Linked DNA regions of Homo sapiens: all the other regions are linked to region 2. The links are chromatin loops, found by intact Hi-C in ENCODE. Cell type or tissue: dorsolateral prefrontal cortex. All regions are shown on one strand. Each heading gives the region's core, and the rest is flanking DNA. Links, peaks and the distances in the headings are about the cores only.

Region 1 (7,860 bases), core at 2,861-7,860, 640 kb after region 2:
TACAATTTGTGACAACAGTTTTATTTTCACATGCTTCAAAGGCGATAAATGAAACAATAGAAGTCTTCAATCACCCTACAGGCTGGCCACTCCTGACTTAGAAAATTTTGTTATTTCCTAGATTAGTATTTTCGTTTTAGTCCTAGGACTTGTCCATCTCTATGCTAGACCTACAAAGGTTAGGTCTAAATCAACTGTTTTGTAAAAGAAGCCGTTCCTCTGTGTATACACGCCTCTTTCTGAGAAGATGCAGGTACGAGTCCCATGCTGGGCTGTCTCCCTGCTGGTTCACAGAATCTGAACAAGTACAGCTTCTAGATGCCACCTAATGATGTCAGTTAAGCTAGTGCTCAGTTGTGTGTGCAAAGTTACTGGGAGTAATTTAGCTGCCCCAGACAAATGTAGATAACACAGTGTGAAGAATCATTAACTTTAAAGAACCAGCAATTGGTAAACATATTAATGCTTTCTGGAAAACTATAGGGAATTACTTGCTGGGCAGATGACACAGTTCTGAATAATGAAAGTCCACTGTGATGTACTAGAAACCATGGCATTATCCTAACTCTTAAGATGCTCTCGGAGGACTGTGAACTGTGCCTTTAGCCACAACCAAAACCCAACCAAAGAAACAAGAGCCACAACACCACTTTTCCACTGCAGTCGCTTGTTGCGTGTTGTTCCCCACCATGGGTTGCTTTCCTGTAGGATTACAGTTCCTGCCCTGTTCACTGCGGGCTTCACCTTGTGACTTGCTTTGGCTCTGGCTTGGGTTCTCTGAATTGCCCCTCTCAGAGCAGGGCCTGAGCAAGGGCTTGTGTGCAAATTGTTTAACTGGGAAAGTGACCCCAGGGAGCAGGGGTGCAGGTGCAGGGGGTGAAACAGGGAGGGTGGGATGTGTGACCAAACTGGCCACCCAATGGGACTCAGTGCAAGATCAATGGGGCCTTTTCTGAGGAGCCTGGTGAAATGTCTCAAAAAATGGGGCAAAGAAAGGAAAGCTTTTACCCATGGGTTCTCACCCCGCAGTGATCAAGTAGCTTCACAAGCTAACTCCTCGAACCTCACCCTTGTGCCTGTGAGCACAGACTCATGAGATTCAGAAGTTTTGTGTAGCTGCAACGTAATTTATTGAAGTTTAACTGGTAGTGGCAGTTGAGGTGGGGAACCCTTCCCACATCCACCCACGGGGATGTCCGTAGCGCTCTGGACCAGTGACTGGGTCAGGCTGCATTCATTCTCCCTGTTCTCAATGGAGTGATCTTTCCCAGCTCCACCGCACGTCGGGGAAGACGGGCATCCATCTGTGACTAGACTGAGAGAAGACACATCTAGAGTTGCTGTAGAGGCCCCCATGAGTGCCTGCACTTTGGGCCTGATGCTATAATTGAGTGGAATTTTTGCAATTTCTTCTCAAAAGACACAGATGTGGAGTGCAGAAGGGACACACATTCACATTTGTGACTGAGAGGGAACATGGGTAGAACATACTGCTGTCCTCAGTTACCTGCTGTATTCCCAGGAAGAGGATGACATACCCCTGCCCACTCTGCCATGACCTGGAGTAACTTCCTGTGGCAGGAACAGATTCACTTCCACATTGACATCAGGTTTGGCAATGAGACTGACTTTCAAATGGAATGTGTGTGAATTCCAGAGAGAATTTTTATAGCTATTACGCGGTTCTGCCATTCTTCTTTCCCCTTGGTCACTAGAACTGCCTATGCCTTCTGCAGAGTTTCCAGAAAAAAGAGCAGCAGAGCCACGCCTGCCCAACACATGAGTGAGAAGCGAGCTTTGTTGAAGCCACTGAACTTTGGGAGTTAGTTCCCACAGCATAAGCTAGCAGGGAAAGCTTTTACCACTTGACGCACCCGGGCTTCAAATGACCACTGGATGTGTATATGCTAATAGGAAAAGAGAGAAAACGTAAAGAAACGAAAGTGAGGACTTGAAATAATTTTATCTTAATAGACTTATCACGCAGTTCTTGGGCACTCAACGTCAGTTACAAATCCTGGGGTCACTCTTAGGCTGTAACAATTTCTCGTTATTATAATTTTTAGCAGGGCACACATAGTACGCTGTTTGGCTTAAATCCACTCCAAACATGGGCCGACATCTTAATTTCTAGCTTCCTCTTGACTACCCTTCAGACATACTGAATGTTAGCTTGCTAGGGCTACTGTAACAAAGTGCCACATACTGGCAGCTTAAACAATAGACATTCATTCTCTCAGTTCTGGAGGCCAGAAATCGAAGATGAAGGTGGTGGCCAGGCTGTGCTTTCTCTGAAGGCGTTAGGGGAGAGGCGGTCCTGGCCTCTTCCAGCTTCTGGTGTCTGCCGCAACCTTGGTGTTCCTCAGCTTCTAGACACGTCACCCCAACCCTTGTCGCGGTCATCACTTGGCACTCTCCTGGGTGTCTGTGTTCAAATTTTCTTCTTCTTATATGAACACCAGTGACAGGATTTAGGTCCCATCCTCATCCAGTAGGACCTCATCTTAATGATGGGGGCAAAGACCCTACTTCCAAATAAGGTCACACTCACAGGTACCAGCGGTTAAAATCTGAGTTAAGATTCAATATGTCTTCTTGTTTACCCACAACATGAGTAAACAGTCAATCCCACAGCCAGCTTGTCACAAAGTACTTAACTTTAAATAGCTGGTAAGCAATTTTCTTTTCTGTTTTCACAGCCACAGAATTATGCTAAGTCTCAAATGCAACAACTTCCTCTGATGAGGTCTCAAGATCTTCATACGCTAGACACAGTCTATTATTTCTTATTACTCCCCATTTCTATCTTAAATCATCAGTTATTTAATATCCAAAATGTGCACCCTTTTATTTGGCAATATCAGTATTCTGGCCTCTTTTCAGTGGTTTCTCCTCTCCCTTCAAGAACTATTCCCCTCAGCCCGCTCCATCCAAGAGGTTTCCCCCAGCTATTCTGGCACATGGGAACCTCTTTTCTAAATCTCTGCTGCATTTCTACAGAATCCCACTAGTGTTAGGCTCGTGCATCCAAGTATTTGTTAGTTTTTTGAGAGCAGACACAATATTTTAAGAATTTCTCATTGTCCCTGTAAGAGTTTCCTGTCCATCACAACAGGGTCACCACTGGGGGCAGCACACTCAAATTACAATCATCTAAGAAGGTTTATCAAGGAACTACTTACAAAGGTGTAGGCAGGATGCATGGAGAGTGAAGGGACCTGTGGGGAGAAGCAGGTGAGCCCTCACCACCCTAGGTCCAAGGGATGAGAGGAAGGAAAGATTCCCAGGACCTGGAAGGAGAGAGTTGTATAGAATGGGCTCCTCTGCCAGCTCAAGGCAACCTGATGAGGAACCTGGGAAATAAACACCGTCATACCTCTCTCCTCCCTCCCCTCACTGCCCAGCTTTCTGCTGGGACTCCCCATTGACCAAATTCAACTAGAAGCCAATGTGCAAGGGATTCTACTTATATAATCTGCTCAGGTCAGCACCCAGGGGCGGAGAAAAAGGTGGAGCAGGATGGAGTACAGATCTGACATGGGGAGTGGGACAAATGGAAGGCATCTAACACATCCCTCACATGCCTCAGAGAACTACCTTGTGTTTGCTTTTTAAAAATAATGCTGTTTCTTTGTTGTTTGTTTTTGAGATAGACTCTCACTTTGTGGCCCAGACTGGCATGATCTCAGCTCACTGCAACCTCTGCCTCCCAGGTTCAAGCGATCCTTGTGGCTCAGTCTCCTGGGTAGCTGGGATTCCAGGCGTGCACCACCATGCCTGGCTAATTTTTTTGTATTTTCAGTAGAGATGGGGTTTTACCATTTGGCCAGGCGGGAAAAAGAATACGCTTAATCCTCTATGTATAAAGCCAGTAACCTCAAATTCAACAAATATCTATTGAGTAGCTAACGGGTATTTTTTTTGAAATTATCTTTGAGAATTTTGTTTTATATTACACTAATCTTAATTCATATAAGAATTTTTTTGAAAACCAAAAATGGCAAAAATTGGCAAGATACCATCAATGCCATTTTCTTTTCTTGGACGTGTAAGAAGACCACATCACCCAGCAGTCTCCTTTACAGCTTACGGAGGTGTCAGGAGACCAGGTTCTGGCCAGTGGAAATGGCTGGAGGTATGTGTGCCACTCTTGCTAGCTCAGCCATAGAAACTGCAGCAGGATACTCTACATGCTTTGTCCCCATCTGTACAGCTAACAAAGCCACATGACAGAAGCCAAGTCCCATTTGGAAGAAAGCTGTCCGAAGGAAGCCACCAAGGCGTTATGTGCAAGAAACTTTCTTTTTCGTTTTTTTTTGAGACAGAGTCTAGATCTGTCACCCAGGATGGAGTGCAGTGGTGCAATCTTGACTCAATGCAACCTCCACCTCACCGGTTCAAGCCATTCTCGTGCCTCAGCCTCCCGAGTAGCTGGGATTACAGGTGCGCACCACCATGCTCAACTAGTTTTTGTATTTTTAGTAAGAGATGAGGTTTCACCATGTTAGCCAGGCTGGTCTCGAACTCCTGACCTAAGTGATCCACCTGCCTCGGGCACCCAAAGTGTTGGGATTACAGGCATGAGCCACTGTGCCCGGTGGAAACTTTCAAAGTCTTATCCCACTGAAATGTAGTTACAACATGATCTTAATCCGGGTTTCTCAACAGTGGCACTATTGACATTTTGCACGGGTCCTTTGTCATGGAGGACGGTCCCATGCGTTGCGTGATGTTTAGCAGCTTCCTATCCTCCACCACTAGATGCCAGTAGCATCCCCTACCCCCTAGTTGTGACAACCAAAAATGTCTCCAGACGTTGTCAAATGTGCCATAGGGGGCTAAATTGCCCATGGTTGAGAATCGCTGATCCTGTTACCGCACTGTTCTCAGAGTGACGGGAGACAGGTATGGGACGTCGTTTCTAACCTTAAAGGATGGAACATTATAATACGTTATACATGTATTTTAAGATGATTGCTTCATTGGAGTACTGTAATTGTTAAATTGGAAACAACAAATGTGCAACAATACAGAATATTGTACATTCAAACAAGGGAGTATTATGTATTCATTAAATGATATAGATATTTATTGACATGGAAAAACAGTCTTGATTTTTTTGAAGTGGCAGAGTATGGGGTATAATTTTTTTTAGGGAAATATATTTATACGGGACAATGTCTAGAAGGATTTCCATAGTGGTTGCTTCTGGGCATAGAATTTGAGGTAATTTACAATTTCTCTTCACTTGTGATTTCTAGTTTTCCGACACTGAATAGCTACATGACACTGGTGGCAGCTGTGCCCCGCAGGTCCACTGACGGGATCTTTCCTGCAGAGAAGCAGTGCTCCTTTGAGTTCGCAGTTTCTCCTTCAACTAAACTATGGCCTGTTTGTGCCTGCAACTGGAGTATTCTGACCCTTTCATGAGAAGGTTAAATGTTGTCTATAAACCCAAACTGAAGGTTTACTAAACATTAAAAATATCTAATTTTAAGGGATGTATGGATAGCTGAACAGGAGAGATGAAGACTGAGACTGTTGTATACAATATAGAAATACATTTAAAAAAAGCCATTTGGAAATAATCTAAGTAACTGCCTCGAGTTTCCACCAGTAAGGGCAATTTGAGTTAAATATCCCCAAATCTACTTTTTTTTTTCTAATTTTTTATTTTTCCTAGGCTTAGGTTATCTAATTTTGCCAAATAGAAAATGAGAAACATATTTACTGAACTAGCACTGGCAGTAAGCAGGCTGTTTAATTCTCCAAAGGCTGATTATCAACAAAATGATCATGCTTTTAATTTACCTGGGGGAAGTCTAAAAATATTAATGCTCAGTGTCATATTTGGAAGTGGTATATGCTTCAAATTAAACAAATGCATAGCTTCTGTTTAATAAACTGATAGCTATCACCCTAAAATGGGTCATCCTTAAAGTGTCACAAAACCAGTGATAAGAATTTTATTTAACTGTGAATAAGATACAGCACTGTCAACATGATATTTTGTTCCTATAACTTTGCATATGGCCATTTTGGGGAAGATAATTTCTGAGTTTACCGCTTGCCTTTAAATATTGACTTGCCATCTTTACGTCCTCTGCTAGATGGGTTACTCTTCATGATGTCAGGATGCTAGTTTTTTAGACTGCCTCAGAGCATCCTTTATCCACATGAAATTAACCTAATGTAAACATTTTTATTTTTCATTACTGGCCAAGCAGTAGTATTGGAGACTCAGTGAGTGAGTGTGACACTGCCTCCAGGCCTTCCTGATGCTGTTGCCGTAAGATCCACTTGTGTGGACCGCCTTGCACAGTTCACGTGTGATATTTTACAAATACTGACTAGGTGATGGGGTTTTAAATAGCAGATTTATTTATTTATTTAGAGTCTCACTCTGCCACCTAAGCTGGAGTGCAGTGGTGTGATCTCTGCTCTCTGCAACCTCTGCTTCCCGGGTTCAAGTGATTCTCCTGCCTCAGCTTCCCAAGAAGGTAGGATTACAGGTGCACGCCACCATGCCCAGCTAATTTTTGTTTTTAGTAGAGACTGGCTTTCACCATGTTGGCCAGGCTGGTGTTGAACTCCTGACCTCCAGTGATCTGCCTGCCTTGGCCTCCCAAAGTGCTGGGATTATAGGGGTGAGCCACCACGCTGGCCTTAAATAGCAGGTTTCTTAATCCCGCAATTTGCCTTACCATCAGAACCTGAAGTAGGGTAAGCTTGTTCTCTTGAACGTTACAAATTGCTTTCTTAATTCACAAAATAAAATACCTGGTTGAGGTCCACTTCAGGTCTTTTAACATAAAATCACATGCTTAGTTTGTGTTTAACCAAGAAAATCAAAGGGAGGGCCGGGTGTGATGGCTCACGCCTTTAACCCCAGCACTTTGGGAGGCCGAGGCAGAAGGATCACAAGGTCAGGAGTTCAAGACCAGCCTGGCCAACATAGTGAAAACCTGTCTCTACTAAAAATACCAAAATTAGCCAGGTGTGGTGGCACGCACCTGTAGTCCCAGCTACTTGGGAGGCTGAGGTGGGAGAATCGCTTGAACCCAGGGGGTGGAAGTTGTAGTGAGCTGAGACCACGCCATTGCACTCCAGCCTGGGTGAGAGTGGGACTCCGTTTCAAAAAAAAGAAAGAAAAAGAAAAGGATAAATAAGTTCTCTCACACAGGTCGATAAAAAGGCAGCATGATCTGTATTTGGATCTAATGTATTTATTACACTGATATATGCCCAACATAGAACATTAAACATCAGAATGATAAACATATACCAGAATATATCAAATATATTCTTAGGTATTAAAAGGTTTCCTGATTACAAAGGGTGTCATAAAAATTTAAGGATGGATGACAAATTCTTGGTTTTTCCTTCAGGCAAGCACTGAGTGTTTTTATTACAGGTTGAGTAACCTTTATCTGAAATGCTTGGGACAAAAGTATTTCAGATATTTTTGATTTGGAATATTTGCATATACATAATAAGATATCTTGGGGATGGGACCCAAGTCTAAATGGGAAATTCATTTGTTTCACATACACCTTACCTTACCCACATAGCCTGAAGGTAAGGTTATATTATATATTTTAAATAATTTTGTGCATGAAACAAAGTTTTGATGGCGTTTTAAAAAAAAATGTTTTCATTGTTTTTTTTGTTTTGGTTTTTGTTTTTTTACAGACAGGGTCTGGCTATATCGTCCAGGCTGGACTCAAACTCCTGGGCTCAAGCAATCCTCCTGCTCAACCTCCCGAGTAGCTGGCACTACAGGTGCCCACCACACCAGGCTTGATTGTGACTTGACTGTCACCCAGTGTCACATGAGGGCAAGTGTGGAATTTTCCATTT
Region 2 (10,904 bases), core at 3,507-8,506:
AATAAAAGGATAGCACAAATGTACACACAAATACCAAGGAAGAAAACAGTAAGTCAGTCTCCCTTATGATCAGAGATAAATCCTAAAATGAAATCCAACAATATATTAAAAAGAACAAAATGTGGAGATCAAGATTTTGAACCCCAGAATGCATGCTTAGTTCAGCACTGGAAATCTATCAATAGATTACATTAAGAGATTAAAGAACAGGGGAAGAACACATAATCACAACAGATGCAGAGAAAGCGTTTCACAGCTCAGAGGCAGCACTGGGGATGGCAGTCAGTGCTCCTGGTGCAGTGATGCTAAAGGGGTCAATAAGAACCTGTCCTCAAAAAATTGTGATTGTGCATTGTGACCTGAGCTGAGGAATCAGCTCAGAGACCACCCCTTCAGAACTCTCTCAGAGCTAGAGCGGCATCCCAGGCAGTGCTTGTCAAAAGCATTTAAAGACATCCACTAACCAGGGTCACCTGGGGCAAGGGATGATGGCCAGGGTTAGCAACATACAAACTGAAAAGCCTGGGAAAGAAGAGGCTGAGGAGGAAAATATATGAAGGAATGAGAGTGTTGGGGGCTCCCATGTATAATGGGAAATCTGGAAGACCATGCATATGCTGAAGGCTGGGCACATGCTCAGAAAACAACTTGAAAGAACCCTAGATTTATACCTCTGGCTGATCTTTGAGCTACGCATATGCAGAAGGTGAGGCTAAGGTTGGGGTTATAGGTGGCCTGGATGAGCAATGAAGTAACGTAAGCACAGGAGTTTTTGTTTGTTTTTTGGTTTTGGTTTTGTTTTATTTGCAGCTCCAGCCATTTGAGGACATCTCCATCAGATCACTGGCTGGGCAATGATACAACACAATGGAGACATCAGTGACCACAGGAGACAAGGAATAGAGTCTCTTCATTTGGCAAGTCATTAAAAAACCAGACAACTGAAGGCCACAACAAGAAATATAGCAAACCCAGAAAAGGGGGGGGACATTCTGACTTCCAAAATTTCCACATCACCATATTTAAAATGTCCAATTTTCAGTCCCAAAACTGAGGGACCGAAAAAATCAAGCTAACATGATTTAATCAGTTACACAGGTGAATCATGTGGAATTGACTAACATAAATTAGGATACAATTATATTTTTTCAGATTCATACAGAAAATATGTCATTCTTTAATTCATTCACCAAATATCTAACACATGCTATGTGCCAGGAAGATGTGGAATGCATGGTAAAACAGCATTTTTTCTCCTCATGAGGCTTACAGGCTTATGTGGGAGGCAGATTTAAAAAACAAGTAAATAACTAAAGAAAATTACAAATTGAGATAAACGTTCTGAAGAAAACAAGGGTGCTATAGGTGAGGAAACAGGAAAATATTGAAATTATCCAGTCTAAGGAGCAGAGGAAAAATAAGCAGAGCCTTAAAAAACGGGGACATCATTAAAAGTACCAATCTATGCATTATGGGAGTCCCAGAAGGAGAAAACAAAGTAGCAGGAAAAAGAACTGGAGAAAAAAATAAAAAGCTTCCAAATTTGGTGAAAGACATGAACCTACATATTCAAGAAGCTCACCACTCCAAGCAGGATAAATCTGGAGACCCACACAGAAACACATTATGATCACACTATCAAAAGCCAAAGACAAAGAGAATCTTGAATACACCAAGAGAGAAGTGACATGTCATGTACAAAGGATCCTCCATAAGATTAACAGTCAATTTCTCATCAGAAACGATGGAAGCCAGAAGGTGATAGGATGAAATATTTCAAACTGCCATTCAAAAATTATATCCCCAGGTATGACCTAAGGGACTTTGTCATTAGTACACCTGCCCTACAAGAAATGCTAAAAGTACTCATGGCTGAAATGAGAAAGGCTATTCTTTCCCGACTCCTCAAACTCTCTTGATTGAAGCTAAGAAATTAAGCATGAAAGATTTTCTTGAAGGAAAAAAAAAAAGAATTAAATACACACATAATTATCAGTATGAAAACATCTCATTTATCAGCACTATTAGTGATTAAAATGCTCCAAAAATTTCCTACCAGGTAAATTTTACCTGTTGAAGTACTAAAACTTGTTTCACTTTCACAATTTCGAATGAAAACCTTCTGCACCATGCTTCATACTTTCCTGCCTTACTACATACTGACACAGTGGAAGGAACACTGAACTAGAAGTCAAAAAACCTGAATTCGAGTCTACTTCCCTTTCTTAACAGCTAGGTGGCTGAACTTTTCTCGGCTAGTTTACTATCAAATGTAAATTAAAGCAACTGGTTTAGTATCTAAAGTCTTAACTCATCCCAGCAGTGTATCTTGCTCTAAAATTTTACCAGCCTAGGATTTGTTTGAAATATACAAAAGTGGAGGTGGGGGGATGAAAACAGATTGCCAGAATGTTGATGCTAGGTGATGGGTATGTGGGTTCATTATTCTACTACTGGATGTGTTTGAAATTTCCCATTAAAACTTTTTATTTCTAAGAATTGACTAGAAAACAAAAAATTTACAAGCACCCATTTTTTCACCTCACCTATAAAATCAGATTAGCTCAGGCCCAAGAATGCTGTTGTAAATCTTAAGTGAGATAACGCACTCACTAGGTTGGAGGCTTTTTACGATTTGTGTACTGATTTTTTATTTTATATTTTACAAGGAAGCACTGGAACTAGAAGATCTTGAAACTCATTAAACTATTTGTTCCTTCCCCAAAATGCCATGTTTTTGCCTTTATGTTTTTGTTTTCAGTCTCCAATAAATAACAGTTGTCATTCTCTCTGCTATTAGTAAGGATAGCAATTCCATTTCTCTATCCTTACTACTTGGCTGCAATACCAAATGACTCCTTTGAAATGTATCATGCCAAGGCATGGTGGCTCACGTAATCCTTGCACTCTGAGAGGCTGAGGCGGGCAGATCACTTGAGCCCGAGTTCCTGCCTGGGCACCTTGGCAAAACCCTGTCTCCACAAAAAATACAAAAATTAGCCAGGCGTGCTGGTGCACACCTGCAGTCCCAGATACTCAGGAGGCTGAAGTGGGAGAATCAACTGAGCCCAGGAGTCCAAGGCTGCAATTAGCCATGATTATACGACTGCACTCCAGTCTGGGCAACACAGCAAGACCCTGTCTCAAAAAAAAAAGTAAAAAATAAGCAAACACTCCTATAGACACTTTGTGGTACCCATTTTGGCTATCCAGATTGTGGATAGCCAAGACCTATTTTATTCAATAAATACTAACCACTTACTATACAAGAGACCAGTGATTTTCAAACTGACAATCTCGAACATTTTGTAGGTTGTGAAATTAATCCAGGTCACAACCAGCATTTTACTGTAATGAAATAGAAAACATTAGAGTGCATGGCATAGTATGGACCAGTATTGTTCATGAAATTTTTTTTAACTTTTATGTATGTACTAAATCACAATGTCAATCACATTTCTGTGGCTGCCATTTTAAGAAGTTTGAAAGTCACTGTGCTAGACAATATGCTAAACTGAGCTGCCAAATAAGCTATCGATAGCTCAATAAGGTATTACCAATGTAAATATTTCTCCAAGCTAACATGATTTAATCAGTTACACAGGTAAATCACGTGGAAATGACTAACATAACTTAGCATACAATTATATTATTTCCTATTCGTAAAGAAAACATTTCATCCTTTAATTCATTCACCAAATGTTTGTTGAACACATGCTATGTGCCAGGAACACGTGGAACGCATGGTAAAACAGGTAGCATTTTTGTCCTCATGAGGTTTACAGGCTACTGTGGGAGGCAGATTTAAAAAACAAGTAAAAACTGAAGAAAATTACAAATTAAGATAAACGTTCTGAAGAAAACAAACAAAGGTGCTAGAGAATGAAGACAAGAGAGGCACAAGAGCAACGGACATACATTCCTCAGATACAATGAATTCTCAAGGAAAGCCTCCCTTAAAAGCGTGAGATCCACTGGATCAGGAGTCAGCCCTGGCAAGAGCGGGTACAGGAGCAGTCCATGCGATGAACTTCCAGGATAAAGGAAGCAATCACACAACATGCTGGTGGGGTAGGCAGGGACCAAGTCATACAGAACTCACAAATCTTGGCAAGGAGTTTGGTATGAAGAGCAAAGGAAACTTTGGCACTTGTGACAAAATGGAAGGAAAAACTCCAAAGCATCATGAATAAAGCCTACTTATTCTTCTAAAATAGCAATTCTCAAAACTTCTGACCTCAAAATTATTGAAGACCCAAAAATGCCTGTTTATCTGGATTACATTCAGTGATATTACTATTTTAGAAATTTAAAATGAGAAACGTAAAAGAATACACAAGCATATATTCCATTAGCCATCAGCATAACGTCTTCACATGTTATTCAGCCTCTAGAAAACTCCACTGTACACTACTGAAAGAAAAGAGAAAAAATACAAATAACACCTTAGTCTTTCTAATGAAAAGAGTGTTCACCCAAGAGTTCCCAGGTTACACTGGGAATGCTATAAAACAAGTAATTCTGACCCCCAGAAAGATAGGTGAACTATACATTTTAAAATTTTAATTAGTCTCAGATGTAACACGCAAACATCATGTATTTAAACTGAAAGAAAAGTGGCATATAGCAAACCAAATTGCCAGAAGCGACATTCCTACACTTAGTCTTTTTTGTTTTTCCATTTTGTCAGGCAAACGTTTTGACAGTTGGGCCAAAATTCCTAAACAGGATGATAACAACGTAACCATCTGCTAGCATTTACTAAAAAATACTTCTCGAGTATACACTAGACTGGCTTTTCAACGTTTCAATGGTAAGAACTAATCCCAAATGCTTTTGTTATCCATATTTTACCATCTTTTCAAAGTTTTCAAAATAATCACTTAAAAAGTCACTTTCAAGTATCTCTCCACGTTTTTAAAACCCCCAGTGATATGTAATTTTACCTGAAAGTAATTTACCTACAATTTTTTAGAGATAGGTGTTTCATCAATACTGTTTATGCTTGCAAACAAGAAAAACTATCCAAAGGAACTGACTCAGTATCTAAACCTTTTGTGTCACGTTTTCACTTTTGGAAGACGCACATAAAACACTAACAGGTTATTAGACAACAAATAAGTTAATTTAAAACAGGGATTTATTGAGACTTTCTCAAGAAATCTCACTTTCCAAACTGGCCTACTGTCGCACATTCCTTCACACAGGTGAATCTTTTCGTTATGTTTTTGTAATGGGCTTCAAATCAATCTAAATCTGTCAGGATGGCCCCACAATCTTAAACACCCACCCTACAGCGACCTGCCCCGCTCTCCCTAAGTGACACTGTCTCGGGGGGTGGGGGGGGCGCTCTCCTACCCATAGGACACCAGGCCGGCTTCGGCACTTAATGCCCGCCAACGCCAGAGATGGGCCTGACACTTAGGCAGCCTTGCAAAGTAGAGGACACACAGAAGTTCACAGGTAAGTACGATCTGCACAGCGGAGAGGAGGAGCGAGAAAGGGAGAATGACAATAGCGAGGGAAGGCGAGGGAGAAAACGGAATAGGCCGAACACAAAGAGAGTCGGAGCCGGGGAGAGCCTCGTCCTCTCCTAAGCGGGGAGGCCCCCCGGCCTACACCCCCGCCCACCGCGGCGCGGTCCTGGCCCCCAGAGTCCGGCTGCCTCACGTACCTCCGGCGCCTGCTCCTCCGCTCGCTCCCAGGGCGGCCGCCATGGCACTCGCGGGGCCCGGCCTTCAGCCTCCCCCACCAAGCCAGCTGGTGGGCCGACGTGCCTGGTCCGGGCCCGGGTACGGGTGACGGAGGACAGAGAAGGGAGGGGGCTGCAGGAGGCAGAGGCGAAGCCGGGCGCTTCGCGGTCCACAGCTGGCCCTTCGCCTCCGCAGGAAGAAAACAACAAACTACCGCAACATGGCCGCGCGCCCGCGCCCGCCGCGGTGCACCCTGGGATGATGGAGGCCGGGAGGCGGGCGGGCGCCGGGGCCTGCCCCCGCCGAGGCCGCAGCAGCCCTGAGGCCGCCGCCGTGTTTCGGGCGGTGGGCGTGCAACGCAAACACGCGGCAGTCACCTCCGCCCGGCTCCTGAAACCCAAATGTTTGAAGCAGGGCGGGGACGACTGCTGGCCATAGGTCGATTCCGGGTTCAGTCGTAAGGCGCTTTGCAGCAGTCGGCAAAGCGAAGCTTTACGGCAGCCCGTCTCCCGTTAGGAGCCGGGGAGGCAAGGTCCAGCGTACGGTCCGGGGGAACCTTAACTGTCGTTTCTGTGCCTGGACAGTAGGTTGGAGAGTGGGGTCTGAATGAGCTACAGTAGTGAACGCCGACGGCTTGTGTTGAGGGCAGGAAAGGGTGCACACAGCTCCGGCAGGTGCTTCCGCGAGGTGAGATGAGTGCCGCGCGCGCCGGGCTAACGTGCACGCGCACTCGTGCGGCGCCCGCGAGCCCTCACTTCCTACAACCCGAGACCCTCCGGACCCGCGACCCCGGACCCCCGTCCCCTTCTCCGCGCCCGGCTGGGCAGCGGGCAGCGCCGGACCCTGATGGGCTCTCGGCCCTTACTGCCCCTGCGCCTTGCGGCCCTGAGAACAAGACGTGAGCAGGACGGATAGCGCCCGGCACTCATGTCTGAGTTTGCATTTTGAGCAGTGAGAAAGGTTAAGAAACGAAATCCTCATACTTGACATAAAGGAAAGGGTGCTGGGTGGTCAGACAGCTGTGGACGAAAGGGCTCAGGGGTTTTGGGGTGTGGGGCCCGGGAAGGCGCATCTGAGTGGTCGCAGTCGGGGAAGGGGGTTGATTAAGTACACACCGGCTGTAAACATTGATTCCATATCGGTCAATGTGGGGCTTAGGTGAGGCGTTCTGACCCAGCAATGAAACTGGAAAGGTAGGCAGGGGCCAGGATTCCGGACTTTGGGACGTTTTTCTGAGTCTATGGGGTCTATTGAAAGATTTTAGAAACAATTTACATGGTAAGATTTGTATTTTAGAAAGGTGACTGATACAACAACGTAGAGGACCCTGCAATGTGGAGAGGCATGAAACTGGAGGTCCAGTGCCGTGAGTTAACAATCAAGACGTCCATACAGGAGATGCATTGGTGGATGGGTGAAGAGATGATAAAACGGTACGTATAATAAAATGCTGGCCGGGCGCGGTGGCTCACGCCTGTAATCCCACCACTTTGGGAGGCTGAGGTGGGTGGATCACGAGGTCAGGAGTTTGAGACCAGCCTGACCAACATGGTGAAACCCCGTCTCTACTAAAAATACAAAAATTAGTTGGGCGTGGTGGCACGCGCCTGTAATCCCAGCTACTCAGGAGGCTGAGGCAGGAGAATTGCTTGAATCGAGGAGGCGGAGGTTGCAGTGAGCCGAGATTGCGCCACGGCAATCCAGCCTGGGTGACAGAGCGAGATTCTGTCTCAAAAAAAAACAAAAAAATTATTCAACTGTGAGAACTCACTCCCCAAAAAAAATGTTTTGCAAGCAACTCATTGAAAAATGGTCTCTATTAAAAAGCACGTTAATACATCCATATTTAAATGGCTTGAACTCTTTATCACCTTTCATTATTTTTTGAACTGTGGAGGATGGCATGCCTAACTCAGAAAATATTTTTCAGGATAATTCAGTGGTGATCTTCAGAAGAATTCCACAAAAAACCAAATTAACAGATGAAACAATCTCATAAGCCACTTGAAACTGAATTTCTCTAGAACAAGAGTCTATAAAATTTTTTGATCAAACACCCACTGGAAAAATTTTTTAGCGTGGACACCCAGTATTTGAAGTTCTTGGTAAATTACTGTGAGTAAAGATTTAACCAACCCCTTGTCCTTATCTATGAACAAACTTCACTTTGTGTTAACTTTAACTTGTCATAGAAACCTTATGAAGGCAGAGTGTTCATTGTGGTATAAAACAACATTGGTTGTAGGCCAGGCGCGGTGGCTCACGCCTGTAATCCCAACACTTTGGGAGGCCAAGACAGGTGGATCACCTGAGGTCAGGAGTTCAAGACCAGCCTGGCCCACATGGCAAAACCCCATCCCTACTAAAAATACAAAAATTAGCTGGGTGTGGTGGCACATGCATGTAATCCCAGCTACCTGGGAGGCTGAGGCACAAGAATCACTTGAACTCAGGAGGTGGAGGTTGCAGTGAGCCGAGATCACACCACTACACTCCAGCCTAGGTGACAAGAGTGAAACTCCATCTCCAAATAAATAAATAAAACATTGCTCATGGTAAAAATGACCTCTGACATGTAGACTGCCTCTGGCTTGAAAGTACTGAATAATCTTAAAACACCTAGTGGGAAGCCATACCTTTAGCCTCTGTTACTGTCTTAACTGAATGTGGGAATCTAAAAGACAAACTCAGGGAACTGGTTTCCCGCCGGTCAAGGACTTCCAAGCCAAGCCCCCACCCATAATGGTTTGCTCCTGAATTGCATTTGGGCCAAAGAGTAGAGCTCTTCCATGCCTGTACCGCAGTGAAGTGTGTTTCTTCTCCTCAGTCCTCCAAAGTGGAGCTGCTGCCAGGCGTGGCATTATATGAGTGTCAGGGGTTAAACCTAAGAAGACTACCTAGTGAGCGCTGCAGTTTCATACATATCCTACTGAAAATCTTAAAAGCAAGCTTTGCTTTTTTGTAAATAAAGCGAATATAGAAGTCTTTCTCGTCTCAGTAATGATGAACTGGAAATTCTGTTCCCCTCCTCCAACAAAACAGATTCTGTGGAAAACATTTTTTGTTGTATTGCTAGGTTTTAGGAATAATGTTTCCAAAGGATCAAGAAGGAAGCAAAACGCTGGGCACAGTGGCTCACACCTGTAATCCCAATGCATTGGGAGGCTAAGCAGGTGGTTATCACTTGAGCCAAGGATTTCAAGAGCAGCATGGGCAACATGGCAAAACCCCATTTCTACAAAAAATAAAAATAAAAATAGCCAAGCATGGTGGTGCATACCTTTAACTGCTTTGCATAACTACTCTGGAGGCTGAGGCGGAAGGATCATCTGAGTCCAGGAGTTCGAGGTTATAATGAGCTGTAATAGCACCACTGCACTCCAGTCTGGGTGACCAAACAGAACCCCATCTCTTAAGCAAAACAAACAAACAAAAAAAAAACAGATCCAAAGCCTGAGCAGTTAGTAGTGTACAGGAAGTTCAGGGTTTCACTGGGGAAGTCATCCCCATTTGCACTGCTAATAGGAAGCAAATTCTTGGACAGCTTTTGAGGAGGGAATCTAAACCCCAGGCTCCCAAATTAGGCCAGAGATCCTGGAAGGGCTTTCTCAAATTATCCCCTTATATTCTTCACAGTTTAAGGTCAACCAACTATGGACTTAAAATCAAAGATCACAAAATGCACGAGGGAAGAAACCACTGTAAGTGAAAAATACAAACTAGATTGACCTCCTAGGGACTTTAGTTATTAAAATTACCATAAAGGACAATATTTGAAAGGTTTAAGGAAATAAAGGATGAAAAAAATCAAGAAGAGACTGTCTAGAGTAGCCAGAGAGTGCTTCCTTTTTGTTGTATCTGAACAATGTCCTAAAGCCATTAGGCAGCACTAGTGGTATAGCAGGGCTGGGAGAGGTGGGGAGGGATGTGCTGGCCAGGCTAGAGGATCGGAGCCCAAGCATGTGTTCCAGCTCATACCCTGTGAGAGGGCTGCCCAGCAAGGCATGTGAGAGCACCACAGGTTTCAAAGTATGTCCTGTGGATTGGCAAAGTGAGGAGGGCATCCACCCATGGGGGCAGTTCAACATGGGGAGTCACACATGACCGGGTTACTAGGACATGATCCTGAGGGATGGGCCCAAGGTGGAATTCAGGGCCCTACTGGGATGAGGTGGGAGTTGCCAAAGATAAGTAGACTAGAACGGCAGAACACAAGCATCGTGAGAGTTTTCACACAGGTGGGAGGCAGAGCACAGGGAATCAGAACTCCAGTTATAAGGGGACCTACACAGAAGAAGGTGACAACAGAGATGGCATGTTGGTTATGAACAGGGAAATTGATCAGATATATAAATATATGAAGGGTGATGGAGCTAAGTTTCACACTGTGCAAATAGGGAGTTACTTATATGAAGAAAAAGCTAAAATTAACCCTATGGTGTGTCACTAGAATAAAGAATCAGAGTGATTGCACTAATGGTTTTTGATAATTGTATTTCATTGTAGGAATAAATGTATATGCAAATATGTGTATGCCTGTTTTTGTATAACTGTGTGTGTGTGTATGTGTGTGTGTTTCCTAACTGTCCACCAAGAGTGCCCTGGAGACAGCAGCCCATCTTGAGCACACCCAGCACCTAGACCTTGGTTTCTAAATACCACTTTTCAAAAGGAACCAGTATTACTTGGAAAAACAACTGATTTCAGAACTGGGGCATGGAATTCGCAAGATCAGCCTGGAACATCTTGTTCCCTCCAAAAATCAAGGAAGTGCTTGAATAGTGATAAAGATATGTCAAAATGACACAGAAGTGAGATTTAATGGGCCAAAGCAGAGATGAGATGAGCATCAAATTAAATAATGAGAGCAATAGACTAAAAACAGGAAAGCTTGTGTCTATACAAATATTGATAAATAATAAATTGAACTTTATATGGAAACAGTATATCAAAATAGTTAAGGTGTTCCTTCCTAGAAAATATATATTAATTACATAGTAGAAAAGAATAATTTTCAGTGGAAAAGCCTCTAAAACCACCCTAACTGATCAAAGTAAACATTTTCAATAATGGGATAAATAAAAGTTGCCACCTGATATAATACAATAAGAAGAGTACAGCATCACTTCTGTGATCATCCTGTCAAAGATACCTAACCAAATCTAATTCTGAAGAAAAAAGGACAAACTCAAATTGAGAGACATTCCAGAA
Region 3 (10,904 bases), core at 3,623-8,622, 94 kb before region 2:
GATGGTGACAGTGCCTGCTCTTCCTGCTCTGCTGGGGGTGGGGGAGCGTACAGCTGCTGCTGTTGCTGCGCGAGTCTCTCCAGCAGCTCCTTCTTCCTGGCACCAGCCTGCTGCTGCCGCCGTAACTCCTTCTGTTTCAGGATTTCTTCTCTTAGGCGTTTCTGTTCTTCTATCTTTAAGCGATATAACCTTGTTTCCTCATCTTCATCAGGAAACTAAAATGGAAAACATACACGGTTTACTTTGCTATACAGGCAAGGTGCCCATAGTCTATTTCAACAAATTACAAGAACACATTTACCACAAGTCCTTTAATTCAGTATCTGAAAGAAGTCACTCAAAATCTGTTTGAAGACTTTAAGTATAACTCCTTCCTCTGGGGAGGGGGAAAAAAACCACACAGCTAAAGCTAATTTGGAAAATCTTATCAGAATATTAAAAATGAAATAATGTAAATTTCCACTCATTTACAAGTTTGAAACCAATTAAACTATTCATTTAAGATATCAAAATATGTTTCAAACAGGAATGGCAGCAGTAGGGAGGCCTGCTGTCACACAGGTTTTATCTGGCTCTTCTCTGACAAACCAACAAAAGGTGGGGTGTAAATGACCTGAAAGGCTCTGATTAGAACTATTGATTTTTCGTGCAGAATTTTCAGCCTGATCTCAAACTCATTTGTCACAGAATAATTGGTTATAATGAACAGCACAAGTCAATCTCTCTGACCTTGAACTCATGCACTCTCCTCAGAATCAAAATGTTGCCGATTGCAGTATTGGAATATTAATGGTATATAAGGAACGCCTTTAATATTCCAAGTTCCAAACCATTCTTCAAGTCGATACAAAAAAATCTTTGAAAAACTCCAGTAACTTTCAATAAAAAGCATCCAATAGGGAAAATGTATAAAAAGTTAAGCATTTTTAAAGAATTGTAATAATATTCTTTAAAAATCATCCATATCCACAGACTCCGTGTAAAATAATGTAACAGGATTTAATCTATCTAGAATTCAGCTATTTCACCATCTTACTTTCCCTAAATAAACCTTAAGAATTAGGAACTTAAGACAAAAGCACAGCTGAGGAGTCGGCTGGTGCCCTGGAGCTTGAGTGCCCGGTGCCAGCCCTCACTCAGGGATTACTTGTCGTCCTGGAAGCAATTCCGACCACCTCTGTTCTCTAATATCACATCTAGGGCAGATTTCAAACTGCAAAAATGAAGGTGGGTGAGAGGCTGTTTACAAGGGTAGGCATACAGAGCAAGACATGGCGTCCAGGGGGATAGTGGGCACAAGGGACATGGGCATCGGGGAAGCAGACGGCTGGGGACATATTCACAGGACCCAAGGGGCCACTGCCTCAAAACACAGGAATAATTACTAGTCATCGGAATTTCCCATGCAGTCAAGGAAGAGTTAAAGCATGTTCAGAACAGCAGCTGAAATACTTGAAAAGACCTCCAAATAAGCAGATTCACCCTTTATTATATCATCATCAAGAGGGGTGAACATACGAAAATAAGTCACATTTAGCTAAGCAAAACAAATAGAAGATCTTTCTTCTAAAAAGTAAAAAAATATATATAATCCTGGTCCCCTTTATATAGAGAGAGAAAATTAAAAGAAAATAAATCAAGACATTCCATTTATACTACGGTGACCTACAGGTTCCATTTCACTCAAGGCATCTTTTTGAAATAACTCCATGGAAGAATCCTTTAGAAGTTCGCCTAAATCAACTATCATGGAAGGAAGTGATCGCCAGATGTGCCAGCAGGATGCCTGAAAGGCAACTTCCCCTATTAGGTAGCCCTGTTATTATGAATGTGTGACTTCATTTTTCTGAACCAAATCAGTTACACATACTGAGTTAGGAGCTGGCTATATACACTAGAAGTATGATAAAACTTTTACCAAAGACTTCTTTCTAAACTATTCCGATCCAGTTTGTAAATCTACATTATTTTTTCACATATTGATTTTAAAACCAAAAGTCACTCGTGTTCTAATAAGAGTTCATTGTATGTTAATATTTCAACTTTGTACTTCCAATTTGGTAAACAATACATTACAACTGCTACAATAATATATCAGAAGAAAATCTAACTGAAAAAAATGAACTGATTAAAAGGTAAAACCAGTGTTGACTGGTTTTTATGAAACTAAGAAAGCATGACTTGCCTAAATTCTTCTCTAAAGCCATTCTTCATGACATTGCTATTGGACAAGTTAACTCGCTGCACTGCTTCAGAGCACTCCACATGCATTTCACTAAGGCTGACACGCCCTCCAGGTGCCAGCCTTCTGCACAGGCCGCCCTGGCCGACCCTCCTTTACCAGATGAGGAGACTGAGGCTTGTGGGAGAAGACGGCCTCAACTAAAGCCAGGTAAAGACTGAGCTGCATTGATTGTTCACACTCACTACATTCTGTGCCTACTGAAAAATTAGGAACAACAGCAACAACATATATCATCATACTTCAACACAAAGCAAACCCCCAGAAATCTTAAAAGACCAACAAGAAAATTGGTCCTATCTTCTAGAGGTTAATAGTGTAAATCAAGAAAAGTCACAGAAACCTACGGGATTCACCAGGTGTCAGCACATGACACCCCACAGGCTGAGTCCGGTCCACCACCTGGTTTTATAAAGTAAAGTTTTACCGGAACGCAGTCACATCTATTCATGGAAGAACTATATTTAAATTGCCTTTGTGCTAAAATGGCGGAGAAGGGTAATTATGACAGTCTGGACTATAAAGTCTAAAATATTTATAAAATATTTGGGCCCTTTACAGAAAAAGTTTGTTAAGCCCCGGTATATATCAATTCTGTATAACAGAACAGTAACTGTACAAATATATAAACTCTAATCTTGTAAACTAGTGAGAATACAAGTGTTTTTTTAATAAACATGGCTGTTAGGTTAAAAAAAAAAAAAGACCCAGGTGAAAAAAGTGGGAAGATTTTGTGAATAACTTAGTGAGAGTGAACTAAGACATCCAAGTTGATTCTAAGGCTTCTTGTTTGAGACCAACATTTGTTAATAAGAGCAGTGTCCTACCTCTGTTTCTGTTTTTGCCTCTTCTTTAGGTTGAGCCACAGGGCTAGCTGGCTTGACTTTCACTTCCGTCTTTCCCTGTGAGCTTCTGGAACCCGCCACGGCCCGCGAGGGTGGTGACGCGCTGACGATAGGTTTCACTTGTGCTGAGGGCGTGGCAGAGCAGCGGCTGCTGCTCATTTCTATCACGTGTGACGGCGCTATGGGTAATTCACGCAAATTGCTGTTCCTTGGCGCAGTGGGCTGCATTTGCTGCATGGGCCGCTTGCTTACATTCTGAGAAGTTGTATTCTTTTCACAAAAAGAAAGAGATTCTAATTGTAAGTGGAAACTTGGCAGAAGGAACATTAAAAGGCACATTATTAAATAAAAACACAATAAATCATTCTAATTAGTAAATGACTTCTTTTGGGGAGCAGATACTTTTTTCTCATACTTTTTTTCTCATACATAAATGTCACCTGATCCATGTGGCAGCATGCCTCATCCTAATGTTAACAATTTCCATTGGTAAAGTTGTCATACTTGCCTACAGAGAGGCTCCTCTTCATAGAAATTACACCAGGCTGATCTTTAGCAGGTGCTTCAGTAAAGGGACTGACAGTTTTAAAAGAATTAAGACAGCCAAAAAACCACTCTATCTGCCACCAGAGATCAACGGGATTCACATGCTACTATTTTACCTAGTCACTTAAATTTAAGCTGGAACAAGGAAAGAATCAAGCATCAGGTCAATGTCCTAAGAAACATGACCCCCGGGAGAAGAAAGGTGCCAGAACGTTTTACTCGAGAGGAAATGCTTAGTCATATTCATCCTGGGGATTCTTAAGAGAGAACCAACACCTGGAGGAGGCAAAGAGAACACGAGAGAGCTGGAAGGGGGGAGGGGGGAAGCAGGGGGATCTCCGAGGTCCCGCAGGTCAAATATCCCAGTGCACGAGGGTCATGAGACTAGCCTACCATTATTCTAACAAATGAAACCCAGGTTATAAAGCACCCTCTTCTCAGATTTAGAAATCTTTTCTTACTGTTCACAGCACTTTAGTTGCAATGTTTACTTTAAGAAAGAAAGAGGCAAATATCAGGAAAACTGAGATTCCAAGCAGCTAAGTGACATGACTGAAGCTCAAGGGTGAAAAGAAGACAATACCAAAAGAAAACTGACAGGCGAGAACCCTGACCACTGACCACACTGTGTCTCTTTTTCTAAAAACCAAATTACAAAGTCTCATATATATTTAATGGAGGCAAGAGCCCTGACCACTGACCACTAGCCACATTGTGTCTCTCTTTCCTAAAAGCCAAATTACAAAAGCCTCTTATATATATTTAATGGAGGCAAAAACCCTGACCACTAGCCACACTGTGTCTCCCTTTCCTAAAAACAAAATTACAAAAGCTTCTTATATGTATTTAATGGAGGACAAGGGCAATGACTGTGGCCTTTTATTTTCAGAGCAATACATTGTTTCCCAGTTTCTTTTAATGCACGACAAGTCACACATTTGCTGATGGTGCTTGAGAACACAACCCCACAAATAAATGTATGCTAATCTCCCTCGACTGAGTATAAGCTCCTTGAAGGAAAAGAATTTGTCTCTTCTGTTCACTGCTGTATTTCCAGGACTAGAGTAGCACCTGGCAACAGAACAGTCAACGTATTTTTCCTGAATTCATTTATGTATTTATTCAGGGACCAAAAAGACAGAGATAATCTATACATCAAAAAATAAGCCACTGGTAAAGGGAAAGTGACTACCACCCAAAAGTATTTTCTAAAGTTACGTGTCTATTAATTCCTGTCTATTGCTATAGAAATATCTAGATACAAGAAAGATGCTTAAGTAAATATTAACACAGTCTTTGAGACACAAAAGGAGTATCTTATCAATTCTTGTAGTCAAGAAAACAAATCACCTGAGTGTTTTTTAAAACATGGATTCACTTCAGAACTATGTACTACACATTTTATAAACAGAAATCAGAACTGGAAAATATTCTAACCTACATATTATGCCCCTCAAGTCCTGTAAGTTAAAAGGCCTCCCAGGAAGACACAGGGAAGACACCCCTTGACACTTACATGCCGGAGCCCCTGGCGCTGGGGGCACTGCATCCGGCTGCTGCTGGCCTGAGGCTGAGCGGTCTGTACGTGAGGCCGGAACTGTGGCTGAGACATCGGCATCAAAGGAGGGGGCGGGACGGACAGGTGGTGGTGGTGGTGGTGGTGCTGGTGCTGCGGCGGGTGCTGTGGTGGGTGCTGGGGTGGGGGCTGGTGCTGGGGCGGGGGCTGGTGCGGGGGCTGGTGCGGAGGCTGGTGCTGTGGCGGGGGCTGTTGCTGAGGTTGCTGAGGCTGAGGCTGATGCGGAGGGGGCAATGGAGGATGCAACGGCCCCTTCCATTTCCAAAGAAAGAGAAACAACAGTTCATAAATGGTTACACCGGGCATAATCACTTCAATCATTTCCTAAAAAACCTCAACACAAGAAAGGAACTTTCAGCGATACCAAAACTTCATTTTAGACTTGCTGATGAAGGTAATACTATCTAAAATGCAGTAATAAGCCAGAAGCTATTACCTTAAATTTTATATTTAATCCAGTAATTCTAGGATTGAATTGTCCTAAGGAAAACTAGGTATGCAGACAAACTCATAACTCTAAAGCATGTTCCCTGTAGCACTATGATACTAAAGTACTGAAACCAGTATACACACATGCAACCACACAGACAGCATGAAAGGGAACCGCATACAGCACTCTCAAACGATGGCATCAAAACCAACTCGCTGACATGAAAAGATCAAATGATATGTGACACTGGAGGGAAAAAGCAGGTGGCGAGAAGATGTGCATTTAAAAAAAGACAAAAAAAAAAGCTCCTGAATTGTTTCTAGGTAACGAGAGTATTTAATTTCCTTTCTTATATATACTTGAAAATTTCTGCAATGGGGATGTATTAATTGCATTTTTTTAATAAAAAGAAAAATTCTTAAAAACATTTTATCTTCCTTTAACACCCTAGATAATATTCATTTTCCGTTTTTGGCTTAGATACGTATTCCACGTATTTTTAAATAGTTGATTCAAGTTTACCATCGCTATGTATTTTAATAGTAACCCTACAATACAAGAAGAAATATACACTTGGTAAGAAAGATGTTACAGACGCATGTCAACCCATGAAGCAGAAGCCGATGGGCAGAGGGCACTCAAGGCCTTCAAATAACCAGTGAAAACCCATGAAGCAGAAGCCGGTCGGCAGAGGGCACTCAAGGCCTTCAAATAACCAGTGAACAGCAACATCTTCTTCCCTCCATGCAAAGACTCTTTTCAAAACTGTCTACTGCAGGAATATAATTTGACAAAGTATTTCCACTGGTAAACCTCTCATGAAATTTTATACAGATGAGCAAATGTATTATCAAAACATGTCCTAATTTTATTAGTAGTATACCCTTTAAACAATTATAATAAGTAGCATTTTTCAATTCCCAAAAAATGACATTTTCCCATTTTTTTCTTGTATTGAGATAAGTAACATTGTTGAAAAAAGTTGTCTTTAACAAACAGTACATTTGAGACTAATACTCTATTCTTTAAATAACCACAAATTAGTAGGCTCAAATAAAAATCTGAAACTTTATGGAACACAAAGCCTTGAAGCTACACATTTTTTCCCTGGAGGTTCACTCAGGATGCATTACCTGCAGGTTGGGCTGTGTGTGTGTGGGCAGAAACGGCTGTCCTGGGCCTGGCAGGAACGGCTGTCTAGGAGGAATGAAGGGCCGTGTGGTTGCCGACCCAGGCTGGCTAAAGTGCAGAATCCCCACCGGACCTGGAGGCTGCAAGGCTGGTCGTACGGGCCGCTCTCTTGGGAACACTGGCTGCTGTCCTTGCTGATTAAATGCTGGTCCTGGCTGAGTGAATGGTAGAGGACTCTGAGTAGGAACAGGATGGCTACTGTTAAGAAGGGTAGGAGGCGGTGGTGGTGGAGGGGGACTTCGCTGTTCCAGAAAAAGATGGCTCGGGAATCTTGGTTCACCTGAAACTGAAAGGTAACACAACATCATTAACTTCAGGTTAAAAAGACCATGTGCTTCTCAGAAAAGCAGTCTGAAGCACTATCCTACTGTGGACAGAAGTCACAAGTGTTGACAGGTTATGAATGTTGGAAACAATTCCAGATTTTGCCTCTTATTTCTAGATTGCTTCATTTGTCATTTTCTATACATAAATTCCCTTTTATATGAGATGTTCCGATTTCAGATACCAACAATGTCCAATTTTAGCACCTGAAATGACAGGCAGAACTGCTATGGTACAAAAACCTGGCATTCCTAACATCTCCAACTGGGAGTTCAATTCAGTTTACAAAATAAATGTGTTTGGGCACATCACCCAATGCAGCTTCTGTTGTTACTCCACACCACTCACTCTTTCTGTACCTCCTAAGAAGAAAGGGTCTCGATCCTGAGGCGGGGGTGGGGCTCTCCACTGGTCCTGGAGAGGGAGTCGTGGGGGCTGGCTGAAACTGTTGGGAACAGGTCCAGGTGTATGCTGTGGAAATTCTGGAGGGCCCTAAAGAACAACAACAACAACAGAGAAACAGGGTGAAGGACAGAAAAATGGTATGTAATTTTTAGAAATATAGACCTGGTTCCAAGTTTTCCTCAAAAATGTCAAGTAACGTGTCTCCTAACAGTCACTGTCTTTCTCTTTCTACACACACACACACACACACACACACACACACAGAGTCATGCATCCTTAATGACAGGATACATTCTGACACGCATCCTTAGGTGATTCCATCATGCGAACACCACAGAGTGTATTGTAATCACACACACACACACACACACGCGCACCTAGATGGTAGCGCTTTCTACACACCTAGCCTGTATAGTACACACTAGTAGCTCCAAGGCTACATACCAGCGCAGCATGTTACTGTACTGAATACTGTAGGCAACTGTCACACAATGCTAAGTATCTGTGGATGTAAACATATCCAACCCTAGAAAAGGTTACAATAAAATACACTATTATAATCTCATGGAAACACTGCTGTCTATGCAGTCCACCATTAACCAAAATATCCTTACACAAGACATGACCACACATATTAACATAAAAACTGTTACACAACAGGTGATTCTGCAATATTAAATGATCAAAAATCAAAACGCAGCAACTAGAAATTAAGTCAATGTTTTAATGTCATTATAACGCAAGAATATTATTTTTAAGCTTATTGAAATCCATGCAATTATTGGCCTATTTCCCATTAATCCAAAACACTAAATGTCATGACATTTATCTTTTTAAAGATGCTCATCTTTGCTATTTAACAGGACTGTAAGCTGCAGCTATGAAGCTGCTTCACTTTAAAAGAAAAAGAAATTCAATCAGCAATTCCTGACTTAACAGAAAAATGTGAAATGTTTTAAGAAACCAAATTACTACAGAAAAAATAGTACACAGAGTCCTCTGGATAAAAAAATTTTAAGCAAATTCTTACAGATTAACATTTTTCAAAAACTACATGTTACTAGAACTCTTTAGAGACAAATTAAAATTACTTCCTTTTTCAGTTGGTCTTTCAGGTATTCATGGAGATTTTTTTAAACCACCGTATTGACCTAGGCAGCAGCATAAAGGTAAAGAAATGTTCACCACTTTTTCACTGCTCCAAAAAGAAGTAATTAACTATTAACTATCATCAAAATAATTTTCATTTAATAGCACCTTGTTCTTTGAAACTGAGTCAATATTTCACAACTTTTAAGTATCATTCTTCTTTCTCACACACTTGCAACCCCAATGCCTTGGCCTATCATTTTATCACTAACTCACTGTTCCCTCTAAACACAACAACATTTTCTAACACTGAAAATGCTCTTCCGCAGTGCATTTCCCTTCCTTCTCCCTACAAAAGTCTGTTCTACCCATGGCATTGACAGAATAGACAAAATGAACACTAGTATAAACACCACAAACCCTTAAGATTGTTGGCTACAAAATAATAAAGAAATGTTTAACACACAAATATTGTATCTTTATAAAAACATAAACTTTAGGCACTTATTGAAACATGTACAACAGAAAGTCCAAAGCTGAAAATCTCGTAGCTTTTGACTTTAGGTGAAACAAGGAAATCCACAGCATACTATTGCCTGACATTAGGGAGTGTCACTTCTCTAGATAAAGACATCAATTAAGACACAATGAACCCAATAAATGTCAGTAACTGAGGAATATATTTGTAAGTGAGAATACATATCATATACATGGTCTTTTACCCCTAATTAATTTGAAAATTCACTGATATAATGCTTTGATATGGATCTCTTTTCCTGAGAGAGGGAGAGAGAGAGAGAGAGAGAGACAGAGAGAGAGAGAGAGAGAGAGAGAGACAGGGTCTTGCTCTGTTACCCAGGCTGGAGTGCAGTGGCGCAATCAGCTCATTGTAGCCTCAAACTCCTTGGCTCAAGGGATCCTTCCACCTCAGCCTCCTGAGTAGCTAGGACTTACAGAGCATGACACCACATCCAGCTAGTTTTTTTGTAGAGGCAGGGTCTTGCTATGTTGCCCAAGTTGGTCTTGAACGCCTGGGCTCAAATGATTCTTCCACCTCAGCCTCCTAAAGTACTTGGATTACAGACATGAGCCACAACACCTGGCCAATATTCTTGAATATTTAATATCTTTACTTTGCTAATAATATGCTAGAAAAATTACTTCTAATAGCACACGCCGTTACATACTGTTACTTACTACATCTGCATGAGGAGTTTCAATGAGCTTGCCTGCTTTCTCCCACTGCCAAAGTTTTTTCCTCTTGTTTTAAAAATATTTTCATCTCTTGTTTGAAGTCAATGAAACACATGGTGTGAACATGAATATATCTCCTCCAAAATAATATTGTATTCCTCCAGGTAACTTAAATGTTCTATTTATAAAGTATAGCATTAGCATTCCATCTTTAGTTTTGTATATCAATATGATTCTGACATATACAGACAGTTCCTGACTTACAATGGTCCAACTTACGATGTTTGCAACTTACAGCGGCCTCATCCTAATGTAACCCCATCGTAAGTTGCAGAGTAGCTGTGCAAGCATTTCAAAACGTTTTAAAATAATCTTCAAAACTTTCTGAATGACAATAAATTAGCAATCAAGGTTCTGCATTATTTCAAAAAAATGTTTAAATGATGCTTCTCAGAATGACACGGAATAAAAGAAACAACTGCCTGCCTCTGCTTGCAGAGAGGTTTGACTGATCACACTGTTTCCAACCCACGCAAATTGGCAATGGTGGTTCTGAATAAAAATCCTTTTCCAATTAATCAGCCTGTTTCCTTAAGCTGTTTCAATGCACACTTGACTACACTTATTTCGGGGGAGGAGGCACACGGGAGGGGTTTCAAACAGATACATACAAAAGGAACCAGTAAGATTCATTAGAAGAATTTGCATTGAGAAATGAAAAACATAGGGATCAAAATGATGTCACTGAGACACCAAAAAGAGACAATATCACAGCCTGAAACAAGATAATAGTTGTGAAAAGTAAAAATCACTCAAATGCAAACTCTTCAAATGAAAAATGGGTATGACATTTTAGCTTACAAATACAAAATTAATAACACCTCTGGAAACTATGAAAAACCATTTCCAACGTTAAGTGTGGTTATGATAGCTCTCTTCATGTAACTGAGTCAAGATCAACCACAAGCAGGTTTGATGATGGTTTGCCCAACCACCTAGGTAAGAGTTTGGATGGGGCTGATTTCAATTCAACAGAGGGAGGAGGTTTCTAACACTCTCCCA

The links. Peaks named below come from ENCODE experiments on the same cell type or tissue, not always from the same donor. Only the 100,000 strongest peaks of a DNase experiment are listed, where the experiment ranks them.
Region 1: it touches region 2 in a loop (3-fold over the local background); 9 of 110 quality-filtered maps call a loop at or near these places.
Region 3: it touches region 2 in a loop (2.2-fold over the local background); 23 of 110 quality-filtered maps call a loop at or near these places.

What each region holds. Positions count from the first base shown.
Region 1 is chr7:155,005,032-155,012,891 of GRCh38, reverse strand. PAXIP1-DT (PAXIP1 divergent transcript) reads right to left here. Exons shown (of 1, transcript NR_028090.1): 1 at 7,189-7,860. Among named protein-coding and RNA genes, the nearest start is that of PAXIP1-DT, 5.5 kb to the right of the region's middle. In dorsolateral prefrontal cortex, for the core only: CTCF peaks have their summits at 3,135 and 4,791 (motif pointing right); no DNase peak of the experiment used is centred there; H3K4me3 peaks cover 31 bases.
Region 2 is chr7:155,639,690-155,650,593 of GRCh38, reverse strand. It overlaps RBM33 (RNA binding motif protein 33), which reads right to left and starts at 5,933. Exons shown (of 18, transcript NM_053043.3): 1 at 5,675-5,933. The coding sequence starts at 5,717. RBM33-DT (RBM33 divergent transcript) reads left to right here and starts at 6,188. Exons shown (of 3, transcript NR_126344.1): 1 at 6,188-6,380; 2 at 6,990-7,126; 3 at 7,624-8,678. RefSeq lists a silencer at 5,606-6,115 and an enhancer at 6,040-6,994. In dorsolateral prefrontal cortex, for the core only: CTCF peaks have their summits at 5,736 and 5,942; DNase peaks (open chromatin) are centred at 5,393, 5,923 and 6,173; H3K4me3 peaks cover 3,715 bases; H3K27ac peaks cover 1,789 bases.
Region 3 is chr7:155,734,272-155,745,175 of GRCh38, reverse strand. It overlaps RBM33 (RNA binding motif protein 33), which reads right to left. Exons shown (of 18, transcript NM_053043.3): 10 at 7,514-7,646; 11 at 6,773-7,116; 12 at 5,150-5,461; 13 at 3,070-3,357; 14 at 1-215. Among named protein-coding and RNA genes, the nearest start is that of SHH, 73 kb to the left of the region's middle. RefSeq lists enhancers at 3,024-3,173, 2,533-3,732. In dorsolateral prefrontal cortex, for the core only: CTCF peaks have their summits at 6,137 and 6,347 (motif pointing right); a DNase peak (open chromatin) is centred at 6,305.